2 separate regions of the Homo sapiens genome follow, and region 1 is linked to region 2. A link is a loop called in an ENCODE intact Hi-C map of the cell type or tissue named here. Cell type or tissue: endothelial cell of umbilical vein. All regions are shown on one strand. Links, peaks and the distances in the headings refer to the core of each region. The heading gives the core; the rest is flanking DNA.

Region 1 (4,401 bases), core at 253-4,252, 53 kb before region 2:
AGAAAGAAAAAAAAGTTGAAGCAATAATTGATTTTGCTCTCATTTGTTGGATTGTTTAACGTAAGAGGTAGCTTGATTATTTTGCACTGTAACTACTTCCACAGATGTCCACACTGATCATATTTTCCCAAGGATAATTAAGAGGCTCTTGAAAATATAATAAATAATTTTTAAATGGAGAGCATGTTTTTCAATTAGCTGGAATTACTTTAAGTAATTTGTGATTTAAGTAATTTGTGATCACTATACTTTAGAATTTAATATATAGGGTGTTTAGCTTTATGGTAATAAAAACAATCTCTAGCTGGAGAAATCTGCATTAATCTCACAAAAACACTTATATTGTGAAGTAGATTCATGGAAAGAAACATGTGACAGGTCTGTCATTTCTGTTTTTAGCTTTATCAGTCTTTCAAAATAGTAAAAACAATTAGAATAATGAAACAGATTATCATATTATAACATATTGCTATTTGAGTCCTGATTAATTTTGACACCTTCAACTGTTTGTTCTATACAAATCTGCATACACAGCACTTAGGGACTAGCATTACTATGGTCTGGGTTGTGATTAGAACAGAAATAGATAGACAGACAACAATGAAACACTCTTAACTTAGTTCCCAAATCCCACTGATGCCTGAAATCCCACTGTTAATGCATGCCTCCATAGTGTTAGGCGTAGTCCTCCTCAGTAGTGTTTTGGGCATGTCCTTCAGAGAGTGAGGATGTTACCTTAAGGAACACCAACAATCAAGAAGTATGGCATACTCAATGAGCATGTTTTCAACTCTTCTGCTACTTTTTCCTTTGTGCCACTAATCTGACGCATACAATTATTGAGAAAGGATGAAGCTAGTCAAAGTCCCTGCAGTATTTCCCACTGATGAGATATAGAAAAAAGCAACAATGGCAAATATTAGGAAAATGATTCTCAGACCCTCTATTGTATCTGGCTTATTCTAGGAGAGACCAAGAGCACAGAGCAAGTGAGCGCAAAATTGACCCAGAACTTAAATTTCTCTATCTGGGATTGAGAGTTGAAGAGTTCAGATGCCAACTACTTTGTGGTCTTTCTGAATCATGACCTTTTGTGATGACCAAGTAAAGTGAAGGTAGAATAATGTCAAAGTGAGAAGGTTCTAGGATGCATTCCTTAGAAGCTGTAAGCTGGGGTGTTTCGATCAGACTGTTTGGAAAAGCTCTTAGAGTTTCCTGCTAGAGTGGCAGTGTCCACAGAGACAATAGCAAAACAGGGTTATCCAGCTAACCAATCTTTCTAAAAATCATTTTGAAACTTAGAGTTGGAAAGGGCCAAGAGGTCATCTGCTCTACCTTCCCAGCTGCTGTCTAACATCTCATAAGTGATTATCCACTTTCTATTTGAACACCTTCCATGATACGTAGTGCATTTAAATGCCCCATTTTGGTAGTAGCCTTTCTAGATATATTTACTTATGCCCCAAAGATATCTATAATCTTCTAAGAATGTACCCTTCAGTCTGGTAACCAAGTAACCTTCTCTTTCTAGCTATTAATATATGGGATTCCTCTGTTTTTATACAAAAGCACCATGTTAGATACTATAAGGAGAGAATAGGATTCAATAATATATACTAGACTTTTGACTTGAAGGACATTTCAGCCTAGTAGAGAAATTTAGACACACATACACGTTGGCTGAGAGGAATAATCAGGGAAGTTTCAGGAAAGAGATAGTATGCGGACTTAGCCTTGAAGTGTGGGTAGAATTTGGAAAGACTTTTCCAAGAGTGGCCTAGAAAATAAGCAAAGTTGTATTACCTGGGAAAATATTTCAATAAGATTCAGGTCACTTGCTTAAGAACACCATTTCCCAGAAGACAACAGTGGGGAGTTTACCATTCGAAGACCTGCTTTGGAGATGTAGATTACTGTACCCTTTGATTTTCAGAAGATGCAGTTAGTATTTCTCTTTTTCAACAAATGCTGTTTTCTTACTAAACCATATTTCCTGTTCCCAGAGTAATTTTATGCTGATTGAAGAAAAGAAGTAAACAGAGTTCCAGAAAGCAACTGCAAATACTCATTTTGAAAAAGAAAACAAAACAAAAACAAGGGAGACATTTTAAAAGGTATTTTTATTCAGAAATTTTTAAAAAAGAAATAAGGAAAAAGGTGAACAACCCACAATTCGTCCTGTAGTATACAAATGGCATCTAAGAGTGAGAACCTTGGCATCCTTGAAAGCAGAGGTTTGAGGTCTGAGATGTTTTGGTTCATGTTGTACCATATGGGCTACTCACTGTGTGAATGCACACTCTTGTTCATCTCCCCCTATGCTGAGCTAGTCCAGACCTAGGTCTGCTCTGCCTCTCTGGGTTTGCTTGCTGGGCACGGTCAGTGGCTAAGCTGTGGATAGAATACTGTCTCTTCACCACTGACTCACAGGATGGCAGGGCCAGCTCACTTCCCCTTCTGATGTTTTTGTTCCTTAGTGTACGGTGGGACCATAGCAGTCCTCACCGTCTTTCTTCATTCCATGGAAATAAATGTGTATATTTGTGAGTGTGCTTTGAGACAAGGATGAAAAGGAGATTAGTTTTTGTCCTCTTCAGGGAAAGCACAGAATCACTGTGCCTCCTATTACTGTTAGCACCAGCAACATTCACGGGTAATTCTATCAGGGACACACAGCAGCCTTCTGAATTAATGTTGGCTTGTTTATTGCAGAGTACAGATGAAATCCTGGGCTAACCAAGTTATGTCCCCATGTTGACTCACTTCCTTACTTTCCTCCTAGGTGCTAAAGCAACAGGACCAGTTGCCAGAGAGCTTATTTTACCTCCCCAAAACAAGATTGGTGTTTCATCCTTGAGTTTAGTACACAGGATTGTTCTTATTCTTCTGCAGATAGAGAGGTGCACTGCTTTATGCTGCAAGTTGTCTATAAGACAAGTTTTGTGAGTATCAAATATTTGTAAGCAAATCAAATTTCTCCCCCAGTTGAAATGATTATTTCAGAAGAATTTCTTCTTTGTTTTGAATTGGACTTCTGAGTTGGACTTCTCAGCATGATAAAGAAGAAAGAGCATTAGAATAAGAAAGAAGATTAAGCTTCTTGTTTTGATTATGCCCATAATCAGCTGTGGGACCCCGGGCTAATGCACTCCAAAATCCCACTGTTCTGTGACCTTGCTATGTGGGGCATCAGCCTCCTCATCTCTAATATTTTGGATTTAAGTTAGTTGATTTTTATGGTCCCGCAATGGAATTCTTTAAACAACTCCACTAATCCATGATACTGTTGCTTTAAAAATCTTGGTTTTAGCTTTCCTCTAAGGAATTTATAGTGACAATTATCTACTTTTTTTTTCTTAAATAAAAATAGAGGTGGGGTTTTGCCATGTTGCCCAGGCTGGTCTCAAACTCTTGGGCTCAAGTGATCTGCCCACCTTGGCCTCCTAAAGTGCTGGGATGACAGGTGTGAGCCACTGTACCCGGCCAGACCATATGTCTCTAGCATTTTGATAACATTCTCTACAATCTGGGCCCTGTATAACTCCCCAGTCTTCAGACTACTACTCTCTATGCTCACATCTTTGGCGATTTTATACTCTTTGCCAATTTAGATGCCATTTGTTTTTTCGTTTCCAGTAGATTAGTATGTCCAACCCAGATTTTGGTAAACCCTAGACTCATTCTACAGTCTGTGACATCTCCATTTGGATTTCTTATTGGCATCTCAGACTCCATATGTCTAACCTGGAATGCCTGATCTCCATTGCCTCCTAAACCGGCTTCTCTCACGGCTCTCCCATCTCGGGGCCCAGCATCTCAGACCTTTGCCTTGCTTACACCAGACATTTTGTTGTTATCTGTACCACCTCCTTCTCGTGCAGTCTACTTGATGCCACCTAATTGGTATCCCTGGCTTCTGCCCTTGTTCTCTTAACGAATCATTTTCCAAACAGCAGCCAGAGTGATCCTTTCAAAAATGGATTCAGAAATCATGTCACTGCTCTGCCCAAAGTTCCCAAATGACTTCCCAGTCACTCAGAGCACAAGCTGACGCTCGACACATCTGGGCCCCGTAAGATTTTCATTTCTGCTCCTCCTCCTTTTGCTCACTCTGCCCCTGCCACATTGGTCTCCTGCTTTCCCGGAACTTGCCCAACATGTTCCTCCCTCAGGGCCTTCACATTTGTCATTTCCTGTCCTATGATGCTCTTCCTGCAGATATCTACAGCAGCTCCCCGCTGCTCCTTTTGCAGGTTTTTGTTCAGATGTCATCTTCCTGGTGAGCTCTTCCCTGAACAACTCCTCACCCCCTCCACCTTGCCCCTGGGACTCCCTTTGACCTTTCTCGGATTGTTTTCCCTGTAACTCTTGCCACCACCTCATACAGGGCTTCTCAAGCTT
Region 2 (4,401 bases), core at 253-4,252:
AAAAGGGAGAAGTCAGCTTGAGAGTAGGGTAGGGGAAGAGTGAAGAGCGGAGGGCCAGCTCTGTCGCCTGGCTTGGTTATGGTGGAAAAGACTGCATTTGGCAGAACACATAATCAATGACGGATTTTTCATTTTTATTTAAACTTTGGCTTATAGAAGCGATTTCCTTTTTCTTCCTCACTGGTTTCCAGCCCTGAGCCTCTACCCAGCTATCAGCAGGAGGGAGTCCCCGCACAAATGCCTGGTATTGGTGATAGATCTGTGTTAATTGTATCCATACTGTCCTACCCAGTCTTTCTTGTAATTATGGGCAAGAAATTCTAAGACAGATGGTTAGCTTTCTCCATGTGCTGTGTGACCATGGAAATGAGCAAAGCTCATGAACTGACAGGAGGCCTGAGAGGGGGCTATTGTCTCATTAGCACTCAGTTCTATCTGATTGGGTTGATGCTGCAAAGGTAATTTAATGTGTCAGAGCAAACATGTGGCAAGACCAGTACCTATGAGAGAAGCATTGCATTTTTAAAAGCCTGAAGTATGAAAGAGATTTTTTAAGTGTCTAGAAGTCAGGAAAAACTTTAGTCTCTTAAACTAGATAGCACCTTGGTGACTTTACTCTCAGCTTAAGGTGCATAGACAAATTTAAACAGGACTCTCCATGTTTCCTGGAACCTAAAATTCACCAGGAAGTAATTAGCATTTACAGACAAATAATGCTTCAAGAGACCTGTGAGATAAAATACATGTTTGGATTTATGGAAAATAACAAAATATCACAACACTCTCAGAAAAAAAATTGTATTGAAGACTTAATAACTACAGAAAGAAAAACAACTAGTATTATTGAGCATCTACAATCTGCTGAGACCTTTATATACATTTCTCACTTTAACCTCAGTACAACCTTGGAGGTAGGCTTGATCTATATTTTGTAGAGTAAAATAATCAGGCTCAGAGTATTTAAGTAACTATCAAGGTCTGAAGCCTGGCGAGTTGTGGAACTGATGTCTGACACTTCCCATCACACCAGATACCTACTGCCTTTAGCCACACTGAGATAAAATAGAAGCAACTGAAATTCCCTAGGTTCCATCTAGCCTTGCTGCTCTAACCTCCTTCTCTCTTAAACTCCCACACTGGCCCTTTCCTATGGAATCATATGTTGACTGAACACATACTGCTTTGTGATGGGTTTCTATTTTTTAACCCATATTTGAAACTTTGTTTTTTAATGTTTTGCATGTGTATTGCTTTTCTCTTTAGTGGATGATAAGCCCCATGAGGGCACTGACTTTGATTGTTGTAGTTCCCACACCATTTTGTGAATAACTGATGCTCGATTACTACCTATTGATTTGATTTTAATTAGTGTGAAGGAGATCGTTTCTAAGCTATAGTTGATCTGATATAAAAGTCATAGTCAAGATTGTTTTGAGGTATTTAAGATACTTTTCATGGGACTTCTGACAATTGTTACACCCACAGTGTTAGTAATTCAGAGAGATTGGTGAAGAAATAAACGGATTTTTAAATTTTGAGATTAGCTATATCATTAAGGATTTCAGTGAGATATTTCATTACTTTAGCGCTTTACTGTTAAAAATCCCCGTAGATATCCATCAACTTCCTTGTTATGTTTTCGTTTTTCCTTTAATCAGATCACAGTCCACCTCTACCAGGGAAACTTAGTAACTACGGAGACAACCTTATTGCTTATACCTCTGAGCTTTACCTTTCCAAATATTTCAGAAGGCTAAGACTTAACATTTTTTTATGTAGAAATATCCATCCAGGTCAAAAGGTGGCAGGCAAACAAAAGCTAATTTCATTCAGAAGATTCTGTTTTCTCTTGGCCTTGGCGCTTGTTTCCCGCTTGAGTCACTTCCCCCGAGAGGGTAACCCTGGACAGCAGACACGAGAGCCCGTGAGAATTGTCTTAATGAACAACAGAAGACATACACAAACTTTCTTTCAATTTGTGGTAGTCCTTATTTTGCATTGGAAAATATGTGTAATTCACACCACTATAATTCCCATTCTTATGCCAAATGCAATCCTGGAGGAGGCTATTGCTGGCACAAAGTCTGGAGTTTGTACTGCATTAAAGCCAGTAGCTTGTTTTTCCATCTGGGCTAGGCACAGAGTTTGCAAACTTTTTTTCTGAGTTATTCATTCCCTGGTAAATTCCAGTCTTGGGCTGCTGTAGGACATAGACAAAGCTTTATCCCAAAAGTTGCAAATGGAATATGGCCCTTGTTTAAAAGTGTTTTGCTACTGGAAGTACAACTAGTTCCACTGAGGTTTGTGTTGGCCACCTCAGGCTTGTGGGCTCAGTTCAAAGTTTTAGTTTAGTTCTGCAAGGTTTATGACTTGGCTACCTGAGGGACTGGCCCTCATGCTGTTCCTTCCTCCCAGCTGGGAAGATCTGCTAGAGCACTTGGCTAAAACTTTCCAGATATTACTTTGGAATAGTCATGATGATGGCTCAAGTGTTCTTGGAGGATGTTCACATTTGGAACTTCCTTATGTGGTCTGACGTGGCTCCAGCTGTTTTCTTTTCCTGTTAGCGGAGGTGTTTAATTACTCTGCCTTGTTTGTTGCACTAAACTGATTTAATCAAAGATCTCCCTAAGTTTGGAGACTGTATGTTAGTTTCCTGTTGCTGGTGCAACAAATCCCACAATTAAAACAACACAAATTTATTTTCTTACTGTTCAGAACGCCAAATGAATCATAAAAGGCTAAAATCAAGGAAGGTGTCAGCAAGGCTGGATCTTTCTGGAAGCTACCTGGCAGAATCTATTCCTTACCTTGGCCACTTCTGGAGGCCACCAGCAGTCCTTGGCTGCTCGCTGCATGACTCCAATCTCTGCTTTCATGCTCACACTGCTTTCTCCTCTGCTGTAATCAAATTCCCTCTGCCTCTCTCTTAGGTCCCTGTGATTATACTTAGGGTCCTCCGAGGCAATCCAGTATAATCTTTCCATCTCAGGATCGTTAATCATATCTGCAAAATCACTTTTGCCATATAAGGTAACATTTACAAGCTTCAGGGATTGGGATGTGGACATCTTGTGGGACCACTCTTCAGCCTAGTACATAGCTTGATGCATCTGAATTTGAATCCTGGCTCTAACAATGTTTTATTCTTTCTAAGCCTTAGGTTTATCTAAATGGTGTTAATAATGTTTATCTCTCATTAGGTTGATGTAAGATTTTGATGAGTTAAGTATGTTAAGTGCTACCACCAACCAAGTACCCCCATAGATGTTCTGTTAACTTTAATTTCCTTTTTGCTCATCTCCTTTGATAATATCTGAAAAATTAAATATTTTAGTTCGAAGGCGGTGGGTCTTTGAACTTTATAAATGGTGTAGCACAAATACAAAATACTAAAAATATGTCCAAAATGATTATCACATAGACAAAATGCTGGTTAATATCCAGTTAAGTTTCCAATGAAGTATGAAACTATAACATAATGCAACAGATAATGTATCATTGTGCTTAAAGTCATGGGTATTATAGTATGAATGTTATTAGAAGCTTATCACCTTAAATAAGGTACTGAAGATTTTCTGCTTTCAACATCTCTGATTTGTTAAAATACATCAGACCACTATATGTGTGGGGCAAAGAGTATGAAAGAGGGGGGCATATCATTCTTTAAGACATTTGTATGGTTTTTAGGTAGGTATAGAATAGATTAAAACAATGATAATTTTTTTAACAAATATTAATTGAGCCTTTTTGATATGTCATACAGTGGCCAAGATTTTGCCAATATAAATATGAAAAGCCATGGTTCCTACCCTTATCTAATGGACAGGCAGAAAATAAATGTGTAATTACTATAAATTAAGATAAGAATAGTAACGGTCTTGGTGGAAGCACAAGGGAAGGGGTGCTTAAGTCTGCTGGGAGAATTGGGTAAATGGTGTGGAAGGGAAGTGGTGGTTCTTGAGCCAACTCTTCAGGAAGGAGAAAGCCTTTTCCAGGTGAATGTGGGGTAGGGCAACCCAGGCAAAGGAGACTGTACCTGGAAATGAATGAAGTACCAAAATATTGCATTCTCACAGAACCTTGAGTAGCTTAGCATTGCAGGAGCAGACAGGCATAGAAGAAATTTATCTTGAGAAACAACATCCCCAGCATTGAATTCAAGTATGGGTTCAAGTTCATTTCATATAAAGAACCCTGGATAGAGTGAACAAACATCCTACAGAATGGGAGAAAAGTTTTGCCAACTATGCATCTAACAAAGGTCTAATATCCAGCATCTATAAGGAACTTAAACAAATTTACAAGAGAAAAACAAACCACTAAAAAGTTTGCAAGGGGCATGAACAGACGTTTTACAAAAGAAGACATACATTTGGCCAACACTCATATGGGAAAAAG

What was found. A loop is a pair of places that touch in the nucleus more often than their neighbours do. Peaks named below come from ENCODE experiments on the same cell type or tissue, not always from the same donor. Only the 100,000 strongest peaks of a DNase experiment are listed, where the experiment ranks them.
Region 1: it touches region 2 in a loop (5-fold over the local background); 5 of 110 quality-filtered maps call a loop at or near these places.

Annotation. Positions count from the first base shown.
Region 1 is chr1:185,371,615-185,376,015 of GRCh38, forward strand. It overlaps CBSLR (CBS mRNA stabilizing lncRNA), which reads left to right. Exons shown (of 4, transcript XR_007066771.1): 3 at 2,004-2,114; 4 at 2,783-4,401. Among named protein-coding and RNA genes, the nearest start is that of CBSLR, 56 kb to the left of the region's middle. In endothelial cell of umbilical vein, for the core only: no CTCF peak of the experiment used is centred there; a DNase peak (open chromatin) is centred at 2,447; H3K27ac peaks cover 3,247 bases.
Region 2 is chr1:185,425,044-185,429,444 of GRCh38, forward strand. No RefSeq gene overlaps it. Among named protein-coding and RNA genes, the nearest start is that of CBSLR, 110 kb to the left of the region's middle. In endothelial cell of umbilical vein, for the core only: no CTCF peak of the experiment used is centred there; DNase peaks (open chromatin) are centred at 1,938 and 2,528; H3K27ac peaks cover 1,992 bases.